3 separate regions of the Mus musculus genome follow, and regions 2 and 3 are each linked to region 1. A link is a loop called in an ENCODE intact Hi-C map of the cell type or tissue named here. Cell type or tissue: left cerebral cortex. All regions are shown on one strand.

Region 1 (8,000 bases):
GACCCAATCTTTCTGCTCCACAGAATTAGTTTTTATGGGCAATTCTTTACACAAATATTTACTGGAATCCTTTTATAAGATCCCATCACTGTTATTAAAGATTAGGAAGACCTTCCCTGAAAGAATGTTTGAAAGGAAGAATACAAACTCATTGGTCTCCAGGATGTTCTGAGCACTTAGCTGGAGCACAGGTAAGACTTAGGGATGTGTGGAGCTCTACTTATGTCCTCCAGGGTTCAGAGTCTGTGAGGAAGCATTTTTATCATCACTCCAGCAGAGAGCTTGACGGTAGAGCAGAAGCCTAGAAAGGGACCATGATGCTTGGACAAGCATTTGAGTTCAGTAGGAAACCTTTCAACAGAAGAACGGCAATGAGTCAGTAGGAGAGGGAGGGTACTCAGGTGGGTTGAATGTTAATGGGCTGACACTAGAGGTGACAGAGCAGATCTGTGTATTCAGATGACTGCTTCACTGTGGGCTCTTTCAAACCTTTCCACAAAATATGCTCAGCAAGTGTTTGAGGGCCTTCAACTAGGCCTATTCCCCTGTACTCTAAAATTCTCTACCTACCAATGAGAGCTGCGAAGCAAAAACTTATATATGAGGAAGTTTATTACAACATTGGAACACCCAGAAACAATGTGAAAGTTCAGCCATAGAGAAATGGAAAGTAGTTATGGTGTTTCTGAGCCCTAAAACTTGATGCACACCTTGTTTAAAAAAAAGTCACATTTGAAGAAAATTTCTAAATCAGCAAATGGTTATGACATGAGTTTCAAATCATGCAAAATATTTAATAAAGATTCACCCTAAGTTTTTAATGGAAATATTCAGTAGAGTGCAGAAAGATGGCCCAGCGGGAGGCTGTATCTGCAGGAACCTCATGGCATAAGTGATTCCTGGAGCGAAGGTAGTAGGAGGGAAGAACCACCTCTCTCACTGTTCCTCTCACCTTCATGCCTTTGCTCCTGAGTACACACATGTGCACTCAATAGATAAATAAGAAAAACAAAGTAACAAGAAAGGAACTCTTCACAGTGGTAGCAAGTTTCGCCCATATCCTATTTTTAAGCATCTTCCCTATTTTAGACAACAGAGGATTGGCATTTCTTCTCATTTTGAGTAAAGTCAAAACAGCTGGCTTTCATCTTTCCCTCCAAGTGATCACTAGAATCCTAAGTTGGTAAGTCACTCCGTAGGTCTCATTCTCTCCAGCCAAGCTGGCTAGTGCAGGAAGGAAGGCCTCAACAGGCAAAGAACTGAAGAGAAAGGCAAGAGAAAGCTGGATTCTACCAGGAGAGAGAACACATATGAAGAAAGCCTGGGTATGAGGACCCAAAATGTCAAGACCAGAAGAAGATGACTCAATGGCCCTGAGCACTTCAGGGAGGACCACACAATCACACATCACAGGCCAATCTAAGAAATGTTACCAAACCCCAAACAACAAAAAAACACAAGCCTGGTGTCACACACCTTTATTCTGAAGCAGAGGCAGGCACATCTCTGAGTTTGAGGCTAGCCTGGTCTATAGGGCAAATTCTAGGACAACCAGGTCTATGAAAAGAAACCCTGTCTCAAAAACAAAACTAAAACCAAAACCAAACAACAAAAGGAAACGTTACCATGAAGTAGATGATTCATAGCTGAATAAATAGCTCTAAAGACAAGGCTGATCAAAATGGAAGGTGGTGGACAAAAGAAACCTTCCTTTAGTAATCTTAGGTAGAGGATATCAGTTTTGCCAGCATGGACCCTGTGGCCATCATTTCTTGGGATTTATTTATTAAAGAATGTAAAAGACCTCTTTGTAAAAGAGACATTTGCTCTTAGATGGGAAAAAGGAAAAGTTATAAAAATATTAGAAAACTATTTGAAATAAAACACTATTTGAGGGAACTTCAATCTTTGGACTAAATTCACTTCATCCTTCAGCTTCTCCATTGTTTTAATATGGATTCACAGAAAGTCAGCTTTAGAACACAAACCCACTGGGCATGGCAGTGTGACACTTTAATCCTAGTACTTGGGAGACAGAGGTAGTTGAATCTTTGTAAGAGTGAGGCCAGCCATAGTGAATTCCAGGACAGCAAGAGCTACTTAGTAAGACCCCATCTCAGAGAGAGAGGGGGGTGGGTGGGAGGAGGGAGAGGCCCAGCCAAGAATATAGATTAAGAAACTCAGCAAAGAAAGGACCCGATATAGCTGTCTCTTATGCCGGGGCCTAGCAAACACAGAAGTGGATGCTCACAGTCAGCTATTGGTTGGATCACAAGGACCCCAATGGAGGAGCTAGAGAAAGTATCCAAGGAGCTAAAGAGATCTGCAACCCTATAGGTGGAACAACAATATGAACTAACCAGTACCCCCTGGAGCTCGTGTCTCTAGCTGCATATGTATCAGAAGATGGCCTAGTCGGCCATCAGTGGAAAGAGAGGCCCATTGGTCTTGCAAATTTATATGCCTCAGTACAGGGGAACGCCAGGGCCAAGAAGTGTGTGTGTGTGGAGGTGGGGGTGGGGGGGAGGGTATGGGGGACTTTTGGGGTAGCATTGGGAATGTAAATGAAGAAAATGCCTAATTAAAATAATAATAATAAAAAAAAGAAACTCCGGAAAAATGGGAACACATATGTGTTTCAATTTTCAGGAAAACAAACAAACAAACAAAAAAAACCCAAACCAACCCAACAAAAATGTCTTGCTGACTTTCTGCCTAGGTTTCTTGGTTCTCTGCAATGAAAGGCACACAGTATTTTCTTCCTTCATTGAGTTTTCTTAGTTTTACCGTTTCTTTTCTTTTCTTTTCTTTTTCTTTTTTTTTTTTTTTTTTTTTTTTGGACAGGGTTTCTCTGTATAGCCCTGTCTGTCCTGGAACTCACTTTGTAGACCAGGCTGGCCTTGAACTCACAAATCCGCCTGCCTCTGCCTCCCGAGTGCTGGGATTAAAGGCGTGCGCCACCATGCCAAGCAACTTTTACCATTTCTTTTAACTGAATTTTTAGCAACCTACCCAAATCACTGCTGTTCTAGACTATGGAGGTCTACCCAGCATCAGACCACACTTTGCTATCACTAGCTAAATGGACCTTCACCTAACCATATCACCTAGATAGACCCTTGAGGTTGTTCAGTCTGTTTAAACCTGTGCGGGCAGATTTTCATCTCCTTTGTTCTTTGTGTAGGCTTGTTTAAGGTGTAGGTCTCTAAAGAGATGGAGTGGAGACAGATGTTGAGTATGGAAGAGATTGGTAGTTTGAACAACAGTTTGGTCTAATGGCTTTGTTATGCTAACCGTGCAGGCTTCTCCAACAGCGCCTTCCCGATTTTACATCATAGTACACAAAATTCCTAACACAGGGTAGTATGTTAAATTAAAAACAATACAAGAAAAACAATACAAGTAAACCAGTGGGTCGGTTCTTTAAAACCATCTCCACAGATACATTCTACAAATTGCAGGCCTTCACAATTCCTGACACACTCGAGACCTTTAGAAAACGAGAAGCCGAGAATACAGATTAGGTTCTCAAGAGCGAAAACAGGTGATGTCATAGCACGCAGTGCGGTGTGGTCACCGCCAAGGCCGGCTGGGGAACTGCAGTTCTTGGGAGCTTGGTGCTCTGCGCCAGTAGCAGAAGCACCCTATCATGGGCTCCACGACACCGGTGAGCACCCTGAGCCAATCAGGTGCTCGCTTTGCACCGCCTTTGTTCTCACTGGGGAGCAGGCAGCCAGAGTCTGGTCTGCAGTCCGGGGTTGGTGTTTGGCCCCTCGGAGTACCTGGCTCTCTCACTCGCCTGGGTTGGGCATCTGGCCAGCCGGAGCTTTCCTCAGTGACTTATGCCTTCTGTCTCCAGAACATAGAAGCTAAACCCTGACTCACCGTTGTCAGTTTTGAGAGAGGAAGGTCCAGTCCAATCGTTTTAAATGGCAATTCGTACTCAAAACCTTCCATCACAGGCAGGGATTGTGCTCTGCAAGTTTCTAACCAGAGGCCTCCCACAGGATTTGTGTGTGTGTGTGTGTGTGTGTGTGTGTGTGTGTGTGTGTGTGTGTATCAATCTCTGACTTGTTCATGATAAACGAACTTTCTTTGCTGTGAGAACGATCGTCGGAGAGAGGGAAAAACCCCTAAACCAAAGATGTGTCTCCGGGTCTCCAACTCCAATAGCTGTGTAGACTTCTAACTCTACAGCCGTAGGTAGTTGGTCTTTCGTACCAGATTTACAGAGTGCATAAAGAACATAAAGTTCTTTGAGATCTGTGGGAGCAAAGTGCTGCAAGACCGCAGTCTTCCTCACAGCTATTAGATTTAGATCCATGGAGAGAAAGCTGAATCTCTGCCCCGGAGGAAGGAACGTTCTAGCGTCCACCCGGCCCACTCCCGAGAGATCAGGAAATGTTTAGCTAGGTCTCAGATCCTCTAGCGAGCTCTAGCTTCCAGCTATTTAATCTCACTCTCCATTCTGCACGGTTTTTGCAGAGAGGCGTGGCTTGTCCTGAGGGTGGCGCTAGAGTTCCTGATAATTTGCATACACCACACCTCCATTTCTCATTGGTAGATTGGAGTCCCTCCCACCCCACTACCTAACTAACCCAGGGTCACTCTTCAGCATCGAGCCTCGGAGATAAACTTAACTTGCCCGGAGATTCGTGTTGCTCTCGCCTCCCGCGATTGGCCGGAGCCACTCATTGGATGCGGGTGCAGAAGGGGGCGTTGCCGGTGCCGTCTGGTTGGCGGGAGGGGGCGGTGCCCAGCGCGGCTGCCCTGAAGGCGGCGGGCCTCGGGGGCGGGGCCGCACTGAGAAGCTGAGACGGCCGCGGCTGCTCGTCCTGGCTGGCGGGGCGGGGGTCTGGCGATGGGGGCGGGAGGAACAACGGGTCGCTGAGTGCCGCGGCTGCCGTCCCCGCCGAGCTCGCGCGGGCAGCCGCTGCGCCGTCGCTGCCGCCCGACCCCCTGAGAAGAGAACGTTGAAGCAGCCCTTCGCTAGCGGCCGCGGTGACAGCCCGGCTCCGGCGCGATGAACCGCGGTGGCAGCAGCGCGTCGGCCTCGGCCAACTACCTGCTCTGCACCAACTGCCGGAAAGTGCTGCGGAAGGTACGGCGCGGCCGCGTCCGGCGGCGAGGCGCTCCCCACGGTCCGGGTCCGGGCGGCGCTTGCGGGGGAGGGGGGACGAGAGGCAAAGTGTCCCCCCGCGGGTCCCTGCGCCCGGCCCCTGGGCTGCCGCCGGGTCTGCCCCGAGGCTGAAGGGATGCTGGGATGCTGGGAGGAACCGGCTCGGCTGGGGATGGAGGCTGGCCTGAAATCACAGCAACCAGTTTGGTCTGCAGGAGACTGGCTGCCTCTCCCCGGTGGCTGACTCTGGGGGGGTGTTTTCTTCGACTGGGTCGCTTCTGCCAGGCCTACGGTGCCTTGGCACCGCCTCTTGACATTCTCTTGGTGGGTCCCGAAAGGCACCATGAAGGCATCTTGAACTTTATACCCATAGGAAATGCTGTTCGATCTTCCAGCGCTTTCAGCTTGGGTTGGTGGAGGTGGAGGCTGAAGACGACTTGGGTTCGCCCTCCTTATCATCCCCCACCGCGATGTCGATCGAGAAAATCCGACCCAGGATTGGCTTATTGCTTTCCAGAGTGACTGATAGAAAGTTTACTCCAGTATTGTTTAGCTTACTTGGCTTAATCGCCCCGTGGGGGATGGGGATGCAGGGAGAGAAAGGATGACAAAATGTCCCTGTAGACGCAGAAGAGGTTTTAATAAGATCTGAATAGCCTCCTTGACTAATATAATCTGTTTCTTTTTTACACTCTTATTTTTACATTGCATGAAATGAAATCATTAGGTGAGGTGTTTCTGTTTGTCCAGCACCAATGAATTAAAATTGCTGAGCTGTGCATATTTGAGAGCTAAGATGAATATGGTGCCGTTTTTGTCAATTTTCCTATCTACAGTCAATTTAGGATTGCTCTTTATGTCCTAGGAAAAACAAGCAAGCACATAAATAAGCAAGCTCAAATATTTGCGCTCTTTGTCCAAAAACTGTTTTTCTTCCTCTGTGGGTCAGGCCAAGTGCCAATCAAAGTTGTTTTTCAAGCCTCTTTTCCCTGCCGTGGAGCTGGTTCTTCCCCCTCCTTTCTCCTATTTTATTTGAGAGCGTCAGGAAAGCAAAGGAATTGCAGGTTTGAAGTTAATCAAACAATTAAATACGCCTTAAATTGTGTTTATTGGATATGTTTCTCTTAAAAAAGATTTTTATTAAATGTGCATGTTGAGTATGTGCAGTTATTTTTTTCCCCATAAACTCCTGGATCAAATTACAGTTGATACTTGCTCAGCTCATTGTAGGGCAGCTTGTGAGAAATGGAATGGATCAGAAGCTTGCTTGGTTCAGCGACGTTGAATGTTAACTCTTTCACTGCTGGACCACATGGCATCTGAATAGAGGCTTTAAAACTTATTGTTTCTTAATTTTTAAGCTGAAACTGTCTTTGTCAGAAGAAACAGGGCCAGTGAAACCTATTTAATTCAACTTTCTCCCTGCTAAAATGAAAGGAAGTTTTTATCCTAATGTGGAGAACAGTGCTATAACTAATTTATTTAAGTGATATGATTCTATTTCAATGGAAGCACATTGATTTTGTTTGTTTGTTTGTTTGTTTGTTTTTTTGAGACAGGGTTTCTCTGAATAGCCCTGGCTGTCCTGGAACTCACTTTGTAGACCAGGATGGCCTCAAACTCAGAAACCCGCCTGCCTCTGCCTCCCAAGTGCTGGGATTAAAGGCGTGCACCACCACCGACCGGCCACATTAAAATTTTTAATAAAAAATTTAAAATGAATGGCATTTGTTTGGCTTGAGATAGAGACTCAGCTTTGCACCTTTTTATTTTTCTTTTGAAAGAGCTTTGATTAGTGTCATGAATCACTAGCACTACTGACATATTTATGTTTTTCTTCCAGTTTTTTAAGAAACTAATATCTCTGTTTACCTAGGTAGACCATCTTACTTCCAACCATAACTATAAGAAGTATGTGCAAAGTGGGCATTCACAGTTTTCTATTCTATAATTGTGCACACCTCTGCCAGTATCCAGTTTTCAGTAACTACAAGATGTTTAATTTTGACTCATGTAGTGGCATGAAATGAGTTTAGATGAGAAAAGAATTGTTTATGCCAGTTTAGACATGATCTGGCAACATTTGAAGCTTTATGAGATTGCCATTCTTAAACACTCTAGTAAGAAATCAGTATCTAGCATTAAAGGCTTCATCATCCTAAAAATGCCACACAAAAATTTACTTGTAACTCTAACGTTTTTATTTTTTGATAGAAAGTTAAGTCTACAGCCATCACGGCTCAATTCTTTGTTTTCTTGCTTCCGTATACTAGTGTGCAGCAGTAAGCAAGCACATTGGTTTTAGTGGGGTGAGGATCGCTGGGAAGCATGATGAGTGTCTCCTGCATCCACATCAATGACCCTTGGCTATCAGAACTGTCATCAATAAGGAGCAAATGCCTTTACCTTTATATAAGGCAGAAGGCCTTTTCCTGGCTGTGAGCAGTATATGCACTAGATGATGGCTTCTGGAGAAACCTTAAAAGGAACTCAGTTAACCTTCAAAGGAAATAATTTGTTTTAACTCTGAGTCTGAACAGTCAATTTTGTGTTGTGTGAGAGTCTTGTTTATCCTTAGAAGTATCTTCACAGTTTTGGTCCAGTGTCTTAGAAAATAAAGAGAATTGTTAAAGTATTGAAACTATCTGAGTTGGTATCTGATTTGGGTCATAGAAGTACAAAGAAGAGAAAGCAAGAGCATCCAATCTATAGCACTAGGTCTGTCTGCTCTGTCACCACTATACAGTTTAATGCACTTTCTAACAAGAGGAAATACTGTTTACTTTTGAGAACATAACAAGACTTGAAATATAAAGCATTTTACCTGAATAAATTCCAGTAACAACCACAGGGATCTAATCTTTAATTTCAAACATGAAAT
Region 2 (8,000 bases), 390 kb before region 1:
TGTGTAAATTTGTTTTTATCATGGAATATCTTGTTTTTTCCAACTATGGTAATTGAGAGTTTTGCTGGGTATAGTAGCCTGGACTGGCATTTGTGTTCTCTTAGGGTTTGTATGACATCTTTCCAGGATCTTTTAAAAGTCTCTGGTTAGAAGTCTGGTGTAATTCTGAGAGGTCTGCCTTTATATGTTGATCTTTCCCCTTACTGCTTTTAATATTCTTTCTTTGTTCTGTGCATTTGGTGTTTTGAATAGTATGTAACAGAAGGAATTTCTTTTCTGGTCCAGTCTATTTGGAGTTCTGCAGACTTCTTGTATGCTCATGGGCCTCTCTCTCTCTCTCTATCTCTCTCTCTCTCTCTCTCTCATTAGGGAAGTTTTCTTCTATAATGTTGTTGAAGATATTTACTAGCCCTTTAAGTTGGCTATACTCTCTTCAATACATAGTATCCTTAGATTTGGTCTTCTTATTGTGTCCTGGATTTCCAGGATATTTTGAGTTAGGAGCATTTTGCCTTTTTTTTGATGGTTGTGTCAATGTTTTTTATGATATCTTCTACATCTGAGATTCTCTCTTCTATCTCATGTATTCTGTTGGTGATGCTTGTATCTATGACCCCTGATTTCTTCCCTAGGTTTTCTATCTCCAGAGTTGTCTCCCTTTGTAATTCCTTTATTGTTTCTATTTCCATTTTTAGATCCTGGATGGTTTTGTTCAATTTCTTCACTTGTTTGGTTGTATTTTCCTGCAATTCTTTAAGGGATTTTTGTATTTCCTCTTTAAGGGCTTCAAGCTGTTTACCTGTGTTCTCTTGTATTTTTTTAAGGGAGTTATTTATGTCCTTATTAAAGTCTTCTATCATCATCATGAGATGTGATTTTAAATCCGAATCTTGCTTTTCTGGTGTGTTGAGGTATCCAGGGCTTGCTCTGGTGAGAGAACTGGGTTCTGATGATGCCAAGTAGCCTTGGTTTCTGTTGGTAATGTTCTTGTGCTTCCCTCTCGCCATCTGGTTATCTCTGGTGTTAGTTGGTCTTGCTGTCTCTGACTGGAGCTTTTCCGTGCTATGGGCCTGTAAGTCTGTGATTTTAGGTATGTCAGCACTCCTGCAGAGATCAGCTCTCTCTTGAGAGGGGTTTGTATGTGGAGGGTTGTGGAGCAACCTTAGCTCCTGGATGCAGATGGTGACCAGGAGGATCCTGTCCTCAGCTGCTCTGCTGTTCCTGTGCCCTGGCACTCCTGGCAGGCCCTGCTTTAGACAGTTATTGGAGAGAAAGTGGTGATCTCAACTCTGAGCTTAAGAGTGAGCCCCCTCTCTCCTGGTGGAGACTTGCCTGCAGAGGGCTGTGTGGCAGCCTTAGCTCCAGGGTGCCAGTCTGAGTGTTTTATAAAATGTACGTTCTGGGATGGGCTTAGGGCCTTGTGCTTGCAAAACAAGCATTTTCCTGACTGAACCATTTTCCCAGCCCAGTGACCTGGACCTGTAACTGCCTGGCCATTCTCTCAATTTCTGCTCCATCCTTATCCCTGACATCTTGTGGGCAGGACAAATTGCGAGTCAAAGGTTTTGTGGATAGGTTGGTGTATTCATCTCTCCATTGGAATTCTTGCCTTGTTACAGGAGGTGACTACTTCAGGTTTCATGTCCTCTACTGCTAGGAGTTTTAGGTCACTCTCATAGATTCCTGGGAGTTTCCCTTGTCCTGATTGTATCAGAGATGCACCCTCCCCCACCAATTTCATTTCTCTCTCTCAGTTCTATCTGCCTCCATCTTCCCTACACTTGATTCCCCCTGTTCCCCTCTGCACTCCCTCTCTCACCTAGTTTCAAATGTCCAGTATCCTTAGTCATCAGGGAAATGAAAAAAAAAAGACTCTTAGATTTTATCTTACACTAGTCAGAATGGTTAAGATAAAAAACTCAAGGGATAGCACATGCTGGTGAGGATGTGGAGCAAGAAGAAGACTTCATTACTGATGGGAGTGCAAACTTTACAACCACTTTGGAAATCAATTTGGCAATTTCTCAGAAAATTGGGAATAGTTCTACCTCAAGATTCAGCTATACTACTCTTGGGCATATACCCCAAAGATGCTCTAACACCACAATACGGACACTTGCTCAACTATAGTCATAGAAGGTTTATTTATGAATAGCCAGAAACTGGAAACAACCTAGATGTCCCTCAACTGAAGAATGGGTTAAAAAATGCAATACATTTACACAATGGAATACTACTCAGGTATTAAAAATAAGCATATCATGAAATTTGCAGTCAAATGGATGAAACGAGAAAATCTAATCCTGAGTGGGATAAGCCACACCCAGAAACACATGTGCATGGTATGTGCTCCCACAGAAGTGAACATTAGCCATAAAGTACAAGATAGCCATACTACAATCCACAAACCCAAGGAAGCCAAGTAACAAGAAAGACCCAAGGATGCTTGACACTCACTGAGAAGGGGAAGCAGAATAGACACTGGGGATGGATGCACAGACAGATTTTAATGAAAGAACAGTATTTTAATGAAAGATCTAGCCCATATAAATACAAAGGCATGTCAAATCCCAAAAGGAGCAGCACAGTGGGTCCCAGGAGGACAGATGAGCTAGCCAGGGGCCTGTGCAGAGCTGAGAGGCAGACTCTCCAGCTGCAGCTGGAAGCTTCTGTGGACCTGGAAAGACCTAATACTTCTTTCAAGCCCAACAGGAAGAAGAAGGTACAGCTGACCGCTCTCGGGCAGAGAGAAGTGTCTCTTACTACAGGGAAAGTTAAGAAAATGATCTAATTCAGGACTGAAATCTGTAACATAAAACCCAACCCAGGGCCCACATTCTTAATCTCACTCCACCAGTCCCACAATGCTCTTCATGCTCTACTCCTGGATGTGCATGGGCTGAGTCCCATGGTACTCACACAGATGGCACCGTGCCGTGCTGTGCTGTGCTGAGTTCATGTAGTCCAGAGGCACTGATGGACACGAGGATTTCCCAATTCCGTGTTCAGGTGATGGCTTAAAGTTGGCACAATGGGAGAACTTACACCACAGAAAACAAACACTACACGCCAGGACTTTCCCCCTGCAAGAACTGGTTATTTAGAACTCCTCAGGATTCTGCTGTCTTGGTATGCTTTGTGTACGAAAAGATATGATGACTATCTGCTTCCAGATGGTCTCATGGGCTTTGTGGAGTGGTCTCCAAATGGTCTCTCATAAGGCTTTCATAGTGTTCACAGTAGGTACAGGAGGACATTTCCTGTGTGGAATTCAAGGAGATAAACCTATTAAAAGCAAATCCCTTCGTGCTGCCTTGGTGGTTCTTCCAGCTTCTACAAGTGGGCACATTTGCCATGAAGGGTGCGACTTGGCAGAGCCCCAGAGCTCTGGTACAGGGAAAGATGTACAGCTCTGGGGGTCGCAGCTTCACATCCTGCTCATTACTTCCTATTTGCCCTTGTTAATGCATCAGCTTCCCCCAACGCCATCTTTATTAGGAATATTGATGATCTAAGCCTGTGATGGCTCCCTTCCCTAGATCTTCAATAAGTGTTACCTTCATGTCCTTCCATGGATCCCTTCTGGGGACCAGATGTCACTGTCTAGGTGTATTTGTCTGTTCGTTCGTTTTCAGGTGAGAAGGATCTTATTCTTGTCTAAGTCCTGATATGTTTGTTGACTCTGAAAGATGTGGCTCAAGTCTGGAGAGCAGGAAAGTGTGCCAGACCTTTCTGAAAGGAACCCTAGCCAGTGCAAGCAAACCCAACAGCAACACACAGAAACACAGTAGAAACAGCCACATGCAACAGCCCGCAGATGTGGGCCCTGCAGCGAACCACAGTGTCCCGGGCTAAACCTAAAAACCCCAGGAGAGGTACACTGACAATATCGGACAGACTCAAATGTGGACTCCCATCTAGGTGGCTAAAACTTGTTAATTAGGAGGGAGGGGTGACGGTAAAGTAGAGCTCAGTTTATCTCTTTCTTAGCTGCTGTGTCCAGAGTCTCTTTCCTTTTGCTCTGTCACCCAAGCTTTCTCTTTTTTTCTTCCGATTGCCCTTTATCGCTTCTCTATGCGGTCAGGGGTAATGAAACTTGCCAGCTGCATCTGCCCTTGAATTCAGTCCCCAAGCATCCTCAGGAGCAGGTGTCTGGAGCAAAGAGACATTTAAAGCCTTCTGTCTTACTCCCTTCTCACGTTTGGAGGCTGCTTTTCTTCCTCTTCTTTGATCTCACAGTCTGAGACGCACAATAATTACAAATATTAGAGTTGGCGTAGGGCGGTCAGGATGCTTGGAGCTGACAAAGGGACTCTTGTACTGAGAGTAGCGGAGGGTGAGCAGTAGGTGGCGCTCTCTAGCCAGCAATGCCCGGTGGGATTGGACAGGTCAGAGTGCACCTTTGTTCTGGAAGCTTGAAGGGAGAAGCTTTTCAGCCCATCTACAGGAATGGCTAGATCTTGATTCCCGTCCTAATTTTACTTCTCTGAGCTATTTAGCATCTTCATGACGTGTTGAGGTCTGCAGAGCTGGGGGAAGCTGGGAAATGAACTGCCTAAAGATGTTACTAAAACTCATTTTAACTGCTGGAATTAATAGATGGATTGATATTCTGCCTGGATGTCAGGTCGGTGGTAATCTTTCAGAGAAAACGTTGTGCTGGTGTGGGAGCCTCCTCATCCTTCCACAGCACTTCATGTCGTGTGATCACTAAACTTTATGGTGATATATAAACAAATAGTCAACAACAACAGATCTTCTTAGGAAGTGTGAAAAAAAAGTCTATTTCTATTTGAGGAACCTTTGGAATGCTCAACGTAAGTGGGGCAGGTTTGCTTAGTGTCACTATGGCAACACGCTCCACACCTGCTTCCTGGCCCAGTAGAGGGCCAGCGCTTGGCTCAGGGCTTAGCTCTGGTTGGGAAATTGATCAATGTGGACTTGAAGGCTTCACCCCATTCCTATGCTATGCTCTAGAAAGGAGGATATTTCTCTATTCACAACCCTGACCCCCCCTCGCCTTGCCTACTATGGAGACCCTGGCAAAAATGTGGCCCTGTGATAACATGTCATTTACAGCCAGCAGATTCCCCCTTGTCTTAGGTATGGTTGCTGTGGAGAGACACCATGACCAAGGCAGTGTATATAAGAAAGCATTGACGTGAAAGCTTGCTCATGGTTTCAGAGGTCCCTATGATCATCACGGTGGGAAGCATGGTGGCAGGCAGGCAGGCAGGCAGGCAGGCAGGCAGGCAGGCAGGCATAGCACTGGTGCAGTAGCTGAGAGCTTACATTTGGCTCATAAGCACTTGGCAGAAAGAGAGGGGTTTGAAACTTCAAAGCCTCCCTACAACAAGGCCATGCCTCCCAGTCCTTCCTAAACAGTCCAACAGCTAGGAACTAAGCATTCAAATAGAAGACCTTACATTCTCATTCAAACCACCACACCTTATTTCTCTCCTCATACCGTGTGAATTATGCTGCTCTTCTCAGGAGGGACAGCATTCTGCTCCACTCTATTTGATTAAAGTGTCCCTCCACCTCCTCACCAACACAACCCTGCTTCATGAGTGCTGACTATCCCAGTTCATCTGGTACTGCTATGATCAAACAAACAAACAAACAAACAAATAAAACCCTGAAGTTCCTAATTACATTTTAGGATGTCCAATCACTCCACCCAGTTTTGGATTTATGAGATACACATGGCTTATCATAATTCCTTTCTAGCTTGTCTGAAGCAGTGGCCTCGTGGGGGTGGAGTAGAGGCCTAGAGCCAAAAGCACCAGTCATGGGGGCTAGCAAAGGAGAAGCTGTGAGACTGAGTCACACGTGCCTTCTCTGAAGTTGTATATCCCAATGCAACCTCTTAGGACCCTTCTGCAGGCTTGTGACCACTGGTATGTCCAGACAGGAAAACCCTGTGTCCTAACACTCTTGAATGCCTGTTGCTAGCATTCACCTGCTCAGACCAGCAGAATGTAAGCTACTGGAGTACAACAGTGCTGCTGTCTCAGTGAAGGCAGCATACACAGCTTCTAACCGAGCATTTGAAGGTCTTCCCACTGTGAGTCTGCTGTCAACTTGGGGCTGCTTCTCTATCTTTTTTTGTGTTCATGGAGAATATTTTTCACATAATTATGTAAATCTAGAGATAAGGTCCTGTCTTACCCTGGGGATGGGGTGAGGGTGTCACAGCCAGCATGTAACATAATCTCTCATATGAATAGCTGTTACTATGTTCCTAAAGGGCTACCAACACAAAGGAAGCAGGCAGTTTTGCTCAAAGCAATAAGCAAGAAAGGCAGAATAAGTCCCAGAAAATTGGTTTAGTCCCTGGTAACTGTGCTGGTTATACTTCTCCTTGAAAATTACTAACAGGAATCTACTTTAAGGGGTAGATTGCTTTGCTTTGTGTTCAAAGGGACACCGTCCATCATAGCCAGGATGGTGTGGTGAAAGGGATTATGAGCTGGGTGCTCGCATTGCACCTGCAGTCAGGAAGCAGAAGCAGAGCAGTAAGCGGAGCCTGGCTAGGAAGCCTCAGGAGCAAGCCCAGTGAAGCACTCCTCCAGCTGGCTCCACCTCCTAACGGTTCCACAACCTTCCAAGACAGCGCCACCTGCTGGGGACCAAGGATTCAAACACACATGCCTGGGAGGCACATTGCGCTTTCCTTCCATCATTGATCTTTCACTGCTGTGCTAGCTGGCTTCTGGATACACTGGTGGATGGGTCAGTGAGTTTTCTTCTTCTGTTCCCCACCCAGTAACCAAGCTGCATCAGCTTCCTCAAGTTCTCCCTTTCCCCTCTCCCTCTGAAGACTAGGCTTAAAATAGAAGTTGTCAGAACTGTGTAGGCTCAGGGCTTAGAGCTCAAAATGAACCTGGATCACATGGCCTTGGAAGGGCTAACCACAGAAGTAGGGTGAGAGTTTGCTGAGCTCTAAGATGCACTTGTCATCAAAGCACTATTATTTGGAAAAGCCACAGCTTAAAGTTCTGTGATACTCTTTCTGTCTCTGTCTCTTTGTCTCTATCTCTCTCTGTCTCTCTCAGTCTTTGTGTCTCTGTCTCTCTCTGTCTTTCTCTCTCTCTCTGTGTGTGTGTGTGTGCTGTGTGTGGTATGTATATGTGTGGTATATGTATATATGTGATGTGTATCTGTGTGTTGAAAGGGCTCCTTCACCATCTCTTAAAGACTCACCAAGACTCCCAGCTTTTTTGTCATCCAATACATACTTATTATTATGTATTGAATTAACTTGAAGTGACAGATAGCTATTTTATTAGACTATCACTGTGAATCAATCATATTAAAATGCTGCTGGCTTGATCGATTTGATTCCTTCAAACTTTGGGTCCTCTTCAGGCCAGAGGTTTTAGGAATTAGGAGAGTACACTGTCTTGAGTCTGAGATTGCTTTCTGTTAGGAGACAAGCCGGAATGGGAAGAAGTAACTTCTACAAAGCGCCCAGTGGCTGCTGTCTGACTGGGGAGGGGAACAGTGGGGTTCATTGTGTGGTGAAGGTTTTGTTCACTGGTGTGAAGGAAGGGGTATGTCTCTGGAGGATTCTGCAGCATTTGGTGAGCACTGAGAAGGTGCTCCGAGCACTTTCTGATGGAGCTATTGAAAAGTCAGCGTTACAAGGCTGCACCCCTTTCTCTAGTAATGAAAATAAACGCAGCCCTGGCACACAGGCTGTAATCTGGAAATGGGTTTCAGAAATCCACTCTACTGAGTAAATGGGCTATTACAGCCCATCATTATGGAGGCCAGGAATGTACATAGACTAGAGAGAGGCGGGAGTGGAGCAAGAGGAGAGGGGAGTTAACCATTTCAAGATGTGATAGACTAGAAAGTTTAGCCTCTAAGTTTTCATCTGCCTAATGTTCTTATTGACAGCTAAAAAAAATCTCAAAAACTGTGAGGGATTGAGCTTCCCCCCCCCCCCACATATAAGTGAATATATTAGCTGGGTAGTTTCTTAGATGCTTTTC
Region 3 (8,000 bases), 220 kb before region 1:
TTTTTTTTTTTTTGGTTTTTTTGTTTTTTAACAGTCTCACATAGCCCACGTTGGCCTTGAATTCACTATACAGCTAAGGATAACCTTGAAAGCCTGGACTTCCTGCCTCAGCCTATCGAGTACTGGAATTAAGGGTGTGTATTTCCTCCCTATACTGAGAAGCTGAGACTGAACCCCAGGGTCTCATGTATGCTAGGCCCTGGTCCTCCTTCCTGCCTATTCTCAACAGGCAGCCCAGACAGAAGAAATGTCGATGCAATGGCCGTGCTGTGGTAGTGTGCGAGGAAGGAATAGAAAGGGCTAGAGAGAATGTAGAGCAACAGGAGACCTACCTGCCCACAACATGCCAAAACTTTTGCATTTGGCTAGGGAGCAAGCCAGCCTCCGGGACAGTGTTCAGGCTCATGTGACAGATGCTGAGGGCAATAAAGAATTGTGCATCAATGAGAAGGATCACCAGAAACCAAACATGGGCAGCTTAGGAGAGGCTAGTCCAAAATCTGCACCCACTGGGCTCTCCAAGATTCTGATCCAGGTGAACTGGCCCTAAATTTGCTAGAGGTGGGGGCCTGGGCATCTGGAGGAACATAGCTGGTCCTAGCTGTAAGTGCTGGTACCGACTGCCTTTCCAAGCATGCCTGGCTCTGTGAGATGGTCACCACAGGAGAGGACAGACTGATATGCACCCCAGGGTGGTGGAGGCCTGGGTTCTGTGAGCAGCATGAAGGAGTGGGAGTACTAAGGAGAGGCAAGAAGAACCAGTAAAGACCCCATGAGTGGCTAGGGCTGCTTCCTGGTACCTTCCTTCCTCTAGGCTCTCAGGTCAGAGTTGCAATGGAGGTTAAGCAAGGAAGACAGTGGGAGAGGGGCAGGAAAAGGTGGCAATTCTTGCTTTGAGATACTACAAAATTATTTACTTGTATTTTACTGTAACTTTACTGTTTGCTTAAAATAGCTGGCACAAGACACACTTAAAATTCATCAAATTATACCATGTTCTAATAGAATATATAACAATTGAAATCAAATAGAGAAAGAAATCACATCTTAGCAGCATAACATTGTAAACACAGTAAGAAAAGTTTGAAATATGTTCTGTCTGTTAAAGAAACAGAAAAGAAATCAGGAACTGGCACAAAAGGAAAACCCATATATATTACCACTTTCTAATGCTCCTTTCTCATAGCGCCACTGACAAGGAAGCCCTGGCCACCTGCCCTCAGCTGACTGGGGTCCACACATACCCTTTTGGAAAATGTGATAAAATGACTTTGCTGCCCCATAATTACATGGAACAGGATGGGATGGGTGGCTTTCTGGTTGATCTTAACGAGGAACACCTAATAAAAGGACATTTTAAAAACTCCTAAATTCATGGAATTACTATCTTCTCCTTCTCTTTCCTTATTTTTGGAGTGTCAAGAGATTAAGTTGCTGTCCCTCTCTGGCCACTAATGTAATTCTTTCATCTGCTAGCCACCTCTGTGGTCTCACACACACACACACACACACACACACACACGGCTCTATAGATAAGGACCTATCACAGAAGTCATATCTTCAAGAAGCTTACTGGCCAGAGAGGGGAGGCAGGCAATTCTTGTGAATGTTAATTGAGGGCATCCTGACCACCTGAAGCTGCACAAGGCAGAGTTTTCAGTGTCTCTGCCTAATTCCATTAGAATTTACATGGGAGGGGAAGAGCAGAGCAGGTAGGAGGGAGAGGCGCAAGGAGGCTTGCAGACCAATATAAGACACACTACACTGAAGGATTGCCCTTCTCAGTCTTCCTCAAGCAGGGTCTTCTCAGAGACTTTCATGTGGGAGGAAACAGAGAGCCTTCTGTCATATGGAGACCCCTCCCTTCCTGAAGCCCACCATTGCATCTCTGTGTCGACTTCTCCCATTTTGCTTTTGTGAAGAACACACACACTGTTCTGTGGCTCAAGAAGCATAAGCAATAATGCCGAAGGCTGAGAAAAATCAGATGTGAGCAGTTGTGATCTACACAGTGCAAGCTGTCCAGCCTCTCTTCCTCAGGGTGAGGGTAGGATCTGACATCTATCTACACTACACAGATGCTACTGTTAGGGCCCCAAGAAGAAACCCCACAGCTATTTAGGACAGACAGCAACCAGCAAGAACAAGGAAGGGCCAAGCAAGCTCTGGAAAAGGCTGGAAGTCTTCACTGAAATTCTCTTCCCATTATAGCTGTATGCCATGGTTTGCGGAGCCCAGAACTCCCTCCTGGACACTATACACATTTGTGTGTTTCTCGAATTTACTGTTCAAGTTATGAAAGCATCTGTTAAGAAGTCTGGAGAGATGACTCAGTCAGTAAGGGGTTTGCAGCCAAGCATAGTGACCTGAGTTTGACCTTCTAAAAACTGACTTTGCAGAAGCAAAACCAGAATCCCCCAAAAGTTGTCCTCCGAACTCCACACCCGTGCTACAGCAAGCACGCGCCTACCTCCTCTACAAATAAACAAATGTAAACACACACACACACATATATGTATGTATTGATGTTACTGGGACAAGGTGACTCAACTCATCGATATCAGGCGGACTCTCTAAGGGGAAGACTGCAGAGGGGCAGCATTTCATGGAAGAGGATATTTTCGAAAGCTGTGGTGTGTGAGATGAGGCAGGTGAGGAATAGTTGCAGGAAGTTCTGTCTTCCCTCTTCCAGAAGGGTTTGCATCAGATCAAAAGTCTATGAACAGAAAAGAAAAACAAATCTTTCCCTTTTTGGCATCCTGTAAGGCCAACATTAAAGAACTTTCTAAATTGATGAATTAGGTTTCTAGAATACACGGCTGGGTGTTATCCTAGGCAATAGTTCAATGGCGAGCAAAGCTTACATTTGGTGTGCTGTGGGCAGTGCCCAGCAGGGAGCCTGAGATGACAGAGGCTAATATCAGTTAATCCTGATTGTCAACAGGACACACATCTCTAGGTGTCTATAAGCGTGTTTCCAAAGAGGTTTAACTGAGGTGAGAAATGGGGTTCTGAACTGAGTAGAAGAAGAAGCCACACCACAGTGCCAGGTCTCATGTCCCTGCCGTCATGCCTTCTCTTTCATGCTGGACTAAGGTCATGGGCTAAAGTAAACCTTTCCTTCCTTGCGATGCGCATTCCAGGTCCTTTGTCGCAGCATTCAGGAGAGCAGCTGATGTAGAAGGACACAGGCAGCTGTGCCGCTCCTCCTTTTCCCGTTGAAAGTCATCTGCCTTCACACCTTTCATGGCCTCTCTCCTGCTTCTAACCTGAGAAACCATTTTCTGTTGCCGCAGATATTGTGAGGTCCAACACAGAGAGAAGTTCGGGATTGTTAGGCTTCGATTCTAGCTCTCACACCGCCCTCTGTCAAGCTCATGCAGGCTGAGAACAGAATTCACTTCCTCAGGGCTGGGCCCTAGGAGCCAGTTTTCCAGCCTGTGTCTGTCTGGCTGCAGCTGGGAACCAAACTTAGGTCCTACCTAGCATTTCCTATCATTTCAAACTCACTTGTAGGGTTTTGCTACAGAGACTGCTATAACAAGGCTACTTACTTCATCAAAACTCAAGTAGGATCTTTTGTCCAATCTGCTAAGAGAGAGTCTTAAAAATCATGCAGCCATCCCAGGACAGGCCTTCTGTGACCATCCCCACAGTTAGTTATCTGCAAGCCAGTCACAGGTAGGATAGGATTCTACCCACTCTCAAGGGGAGTGGACTATGTAGGGTATGGACACATGGGACCACCTGAGGTCTGGCCTCCATCTGCACCTTCAGCATTATGTCTGGGTGGCTGCCTCCTGCATCCTCCCTCTGAAGTTAACTCTTTAACTCCACCCCAGAAAAACAGTCCAGGTCTAAAGGGACATTGTTAGCACCAAGTCTAAATTCAATAAAAGCATCATTTTAGAATACAAAGACCTGCAGATCCCCTGGGGCTCCCATCACTGTGGAGCCTGCACCTCATTCTGAATGCAGGCTTGCTGTTTTTCTTCCTGTTCCTTCTATCCCACGGCATCTATATTTATAGCAACTCCTCTTTGGGGCAAACAATTTCACCATGATTTCTGGCTTCTTGTTTTTCTTCCTTGAGTGAGTGTATGACCAAACTGCACCCTCCCCAGGGGCTGTTCCTACCTGTGGTCCTTGAATTATTGTGTGACTGGCCAGCTCCTCCTACTTTGGCTCTGTGCACTCAGAATTTTTCCACAAAAACAATTTCTCTTGTGAGACCTTGGTGTTTTTTTTTTTTTTTTTTTTGCCTTCCTGTGGTTTGCCTGCCTCTAGGGAAATTATCAGCTGTGAGTTGAATCTTGCAGTCTGCACTGTGCCCTAACTCTGAGGGATGCTTTTCTTATAGTCAACTGGAAAGGTACCAGGCTTAGAAAAATACCATCAAAGACAACTTAAGCCCCACGGAGCTGCCAGTGCAGTTTAATGAATGCTGTGTCCCTGGGGCTGGGGAGTCTTTACAGCTCCCACACACACCAAGCAGGGATTTAATCCCCTGCTTCACCTCGCTTTATACATGGTCTAGAGTGTTTGCCAAGAGCGTTTAAAGCCCCAGTCAGAGTTTCTAGTCGTCAACACCAAGTGAGAACTCTACCCCATTACTTGATGGCAAGGTCCACTCAGATTAGCCCTTTGTGCTACAAAGGGACCAATTAGAAAACTATTTTTCTTTTTCTAAAGAAATTAGTCAAGGCTCAAAATAACCAGGAGGTTTATTTTTCTCAGCGTGTAGCAGCAGGAAGAATCAAAGGCTCCTTGGGTTCCTATGGCTCGCTCCCCATTTACACAAACAGGTTTGACGAAACTCAGTTTCTAAAAAAAAACATTTAGTTAAGATCAGAAAATCCCAACTGTTTCAAGTTGAAATTTCCATGTCTGAACCAAGTGTTTTTTATATCCTGTTGGCTCAGCCTAACCACGGCCTGTTTGGAAGCTTCGCAGGGAGGAGGCTTGTTGACTGTACAGGCCACTAGGGGACCTTTATGGGAAATGACTTTATGGCTCTGTAGGACACTCATCAGTAATCGTGAGTGCAGAGTAACCCATATACACAGGAGAACACCTGGCCTCCTGTTAGGACGAAACACACAGGGAAGGATGGATTTCCTCTCTGTGAGCAAAAATCACACAGCCTACAAATATGGCTTTACTAGACACATGCACACAGTAACACATATTCCATGCTTGTGATAATTTTATAAATATGTAGGTAACATATTTTACGATAGGAGTATACATAATTTTACAACCAGTGTTTATCGTGTAATCTTTATGCACACATGTATTTCACCTTGAAAGTAATACTTGTGCAAGGATAATAGAAATCCTGGTGGCCTGTGGTTCTGTCTCCTCTCCACCAGGTCAGCTATTCTCAGATGATGGTTGTGATTTCTGCTTTCAGAACCTGTGGTTCTGCTTCCTCAGACACTGGCTGTCTTACTGGTTTTTTGTTTGTTTGTTTGTTTGTTTGTTTGTTAGTTTTGCTTTTGGTTTTTCTTCCTCTCCCCCACTCCCCGTTTTCTTCCCCATCCCTTTCTCATCCTCACTTCAGCCCTGATCTCAGCCCATACTTTTTAGTTTGTTTGTTCGTTCGTTTGTTTTTAAGTTTGTTTCTCATTATGGATGGTTGTGAGCCACCATGTGGTTGCTGGGATTTGAACTCAGGACCTCTGGAAGAATAGTCCGTGCTCTTAACCACCGAGCCATCTCACCAGCCCTGTTTTCTTTTCTGCTATTAGCTTTGTACTATAATCTAGGAGGACATTTCTATTGTTTTGCCCAACCCAAGAAAAGTCCTAAGGCATTTTCTTAATTTCTTCTGTTCTCAGGTTGTACCCTAATGTGTTGAGGCATGTCTATCTTTGGCTAATTCACTAGGCACTCTGTGGGATCTTGGTCTTTAAGGATAGCCTCCAGGCACCTCTAGGAATTCTCCTGTGCTTTGCCTTTCAAATAAGTTTCTGCCCTTTGGTATCCTTGTCCTCTCTAGATTTCTCTTTAATAAAGTCCCAGCTGTCCTGGGATTAGATTACTCTTTCTCCACCACACCTCTGTCTGACTCTGACCCTCTCCTCTCTCCTCTCCTCTCCTCTCCTCTCCTCTCCTCTCCTCTCCTCTCCTCTCCTCTCCTCTCCTCTCCTCTCTCCTCTCCTCTCCTCTCCTCTCCTCTCCTCTCCTCTCCTCTCCTCTCCTCTCCTCTCCTCTCCTCTCCTCTCCTCTCCTCTCCTCCCCTCCCCTCCCCTCCCCTCCCCTCCCCTCCCCTCCCCTCCCCTCCCCTCCCCTCCCCTCCCTTCTCCCTCCCCTCCCCTCCCCTCCCTTCTCCCTCCCCTCCCCTCCCCTCCCCCTTCCTCCCTCTCTCTCCCTCCTTCCCTCTCTCTTCCCCTGCTCCCTGCCTCCCCCTTCTCTTCTCCTGACTTAACTTGGTTTTGTAAGCTGAGAAGTTCCCTAAGTTCAGCTCATGTTATGTCTTCCACGCACACATGTGTAACATTAAAACTCCAGCCTCTTATTTTCAGGTTTCAGAGTATCCTTTTTGCTTGTCAATGTGCTTTTCAAATGTTTGTTTCCTTTTTCTGCTGAATCCTTGCTTACATAGTCTTGAGTATTTCTGAACATACTGAATTAGTTCTCTCTGGTAAGTTCTCTTCTGTTCCCTGATCACCTTTTGTCTTCCATAGTATGTGTTTGTCTTTCTTGTTGTAGGCTTTCCTCAGATATCTGTGATTTTTTATTTTGATCTCTTCAAATGTCAGTATGAGCAATAAGACTCAGTGATCCTCTGTGGTTCTGTAAGATAAGTCAATGGTAGGCTTTCTCCGAGGGGAAGAAATAATACAAGTGAAAGTTTACTGCTTGGGTATATCCTTGAATAAGTTGTATAAAGGAGTATTATGAATATCTTCATCCTCTAGAAATGAGTCAAAATAGGCTCTGTGATGAGAATTTAAGGGAAATTCCCAGGTCACCACAGCTGATCCCAGCTCTCTGGCCACCTGCTGAGTCTGAGTGTGAGCTGAAAATAACTCTGCCATCATTTAATGGTGTATTCAGCCTCGCTGGCCGGCTGCGAGCTGCTGAAGAGCTTGCAAGCATCTACCATAGCTTCCTATGGAACACTCTGCCAGGGACTTAAGGGTCATGTTGCTGACGTTTGTTGTAAATTTTGGATCTGGTTAGCATTGGTTAGTATAATTTGCTTATTATTTCTTGCCTTTACTACTTGAACTCAAGTCAGGTAATGGGAGGACAACCCCCACCCCTGAAAATTTTGCTCAGCTAATGCGTTTTGCAATCACTGGGTTTGGAAACTTCTTTTAATAGCCTTCACTAATTGCTTCATTTGGAAGACGTCAGTATCTACCATGCCCTTGTGATGAAAGAGAAAGCACCGATCCGATCCGCAGTGCCAGGGGTAGGAATCTCAGCCTGGACGGCAAGGACTAGGGTCAGCTCATAAAGCAAGCATGGACCGACCGCATACTGTAAATAAGCACAGAACAGTTCTCAGAGCCAGAGTTCAGTGGACTCCTGCTCGGGGCATGGTTTGCTAGTTAGGTCTTGCAGAAATATGAGGCTCTGGCTGGGTAACTGATTCATTTATTCCAAAAGCTGTCTTTGCCTGAGTCTCTGCAGAGCAGAGTCAGGCTGAATAACACTTAAGAGTGCATGCCTGTGATCAACCCTGACCTTAACATTTTTGCTTTTGTTTCTATAGGATAATTATCCGTCCCCTCTATAAACCTTCATTTTCTTATCGGTGAAGAAGGAAGATAGTGCTATTTACCACACTGACTAAAGTGTGGTACTAAAGGAATAAATTTTACTTTCTTTCTCCTTTTCTTCTTCCTTTCTTAATTTCTTTCTTTCTCTCTTTCTTCCTTCCTTCCTTCCTTCCTTCCTTCCTTCTTTCTCTCTTCTCTTCTTTCTTTCTCTCTCTCTTTTTCTTCCTTTCTTTCCTTTCTTCTTCCTTCTCTCTCTTTTTTCTTTCT

The links. Hi-C counts contacts between places; a loop is a spot of excess contacts. Peaks named below come from ENCODE experiments on the same cell type or tissue, not always from the same donor. Only the 100,000 strongest peaks of a DNase experiment are listed, where the experiment ranks them.
Region 2: a loop joins it to region 1, with 4 times the contacts of the local background. A loop is called at or near these places in 17 of 42 quality-filtered maps.
Region 3: a loop joins it to region 1, with 6 times the contacts of the local background. A loop is called at or near these places in 7 of 42 quality-filtered maps.

What each region holds. Positions count from the first base shown.
Region 1 is chr9:14,271,529-14,279,528 of GRCm38, forward strand. It overlaps Sesn3 (sestrin 3), which reads left to right and starts at 4,773. Exons shown (of 10, transcript NM_030261.4): 1 at 4,773-5,101. The coding sequence starts at 5,024. In left cerebral cortex, CTCF peaks have their summits at 3,581, 4,502 (motif pointing right) and 6,170; DNase peaks (open chromatin) are centred at 3,709, 4,595, 5,212, 5,598 and 2 more places; H3K4me3 peaks cover 4,322 bases; H3K27ac peaks cover 3,248 bases.
Region 2 is chr9:13,885,493-13,893,492 of GRCm38, forward strand. No RefSeq gene overlaps it. Among named protein-coding and RNA genes, the nearest start is that of Fam76b, 62 kb to the left of the region's middle. In left cerebral cortex, CTCF peaks have their summits at 4,345 (motif pointing right) and 6,637 (motif pointing left); DNase peaks (open chromatin) are centred at 4,359, 4,839 and 5,775.
Region 3 is chr9:14,054,600-14,062,599 of GRCm38, forward strand. No RefSeq gene overlaps it. Among named protein-coding and RNA genes, the nearest start is that of 1700019J19Rik, 31 kb to the right of the region's middle. In left cerebral cortex, CTCF peaks have their summits at 4,241 and 4,969; DNase peaks (open chromatin) are centred at 3,440, 4,057, 4,421 and 4,841; H3K27ac peaks cover 2,282 bases.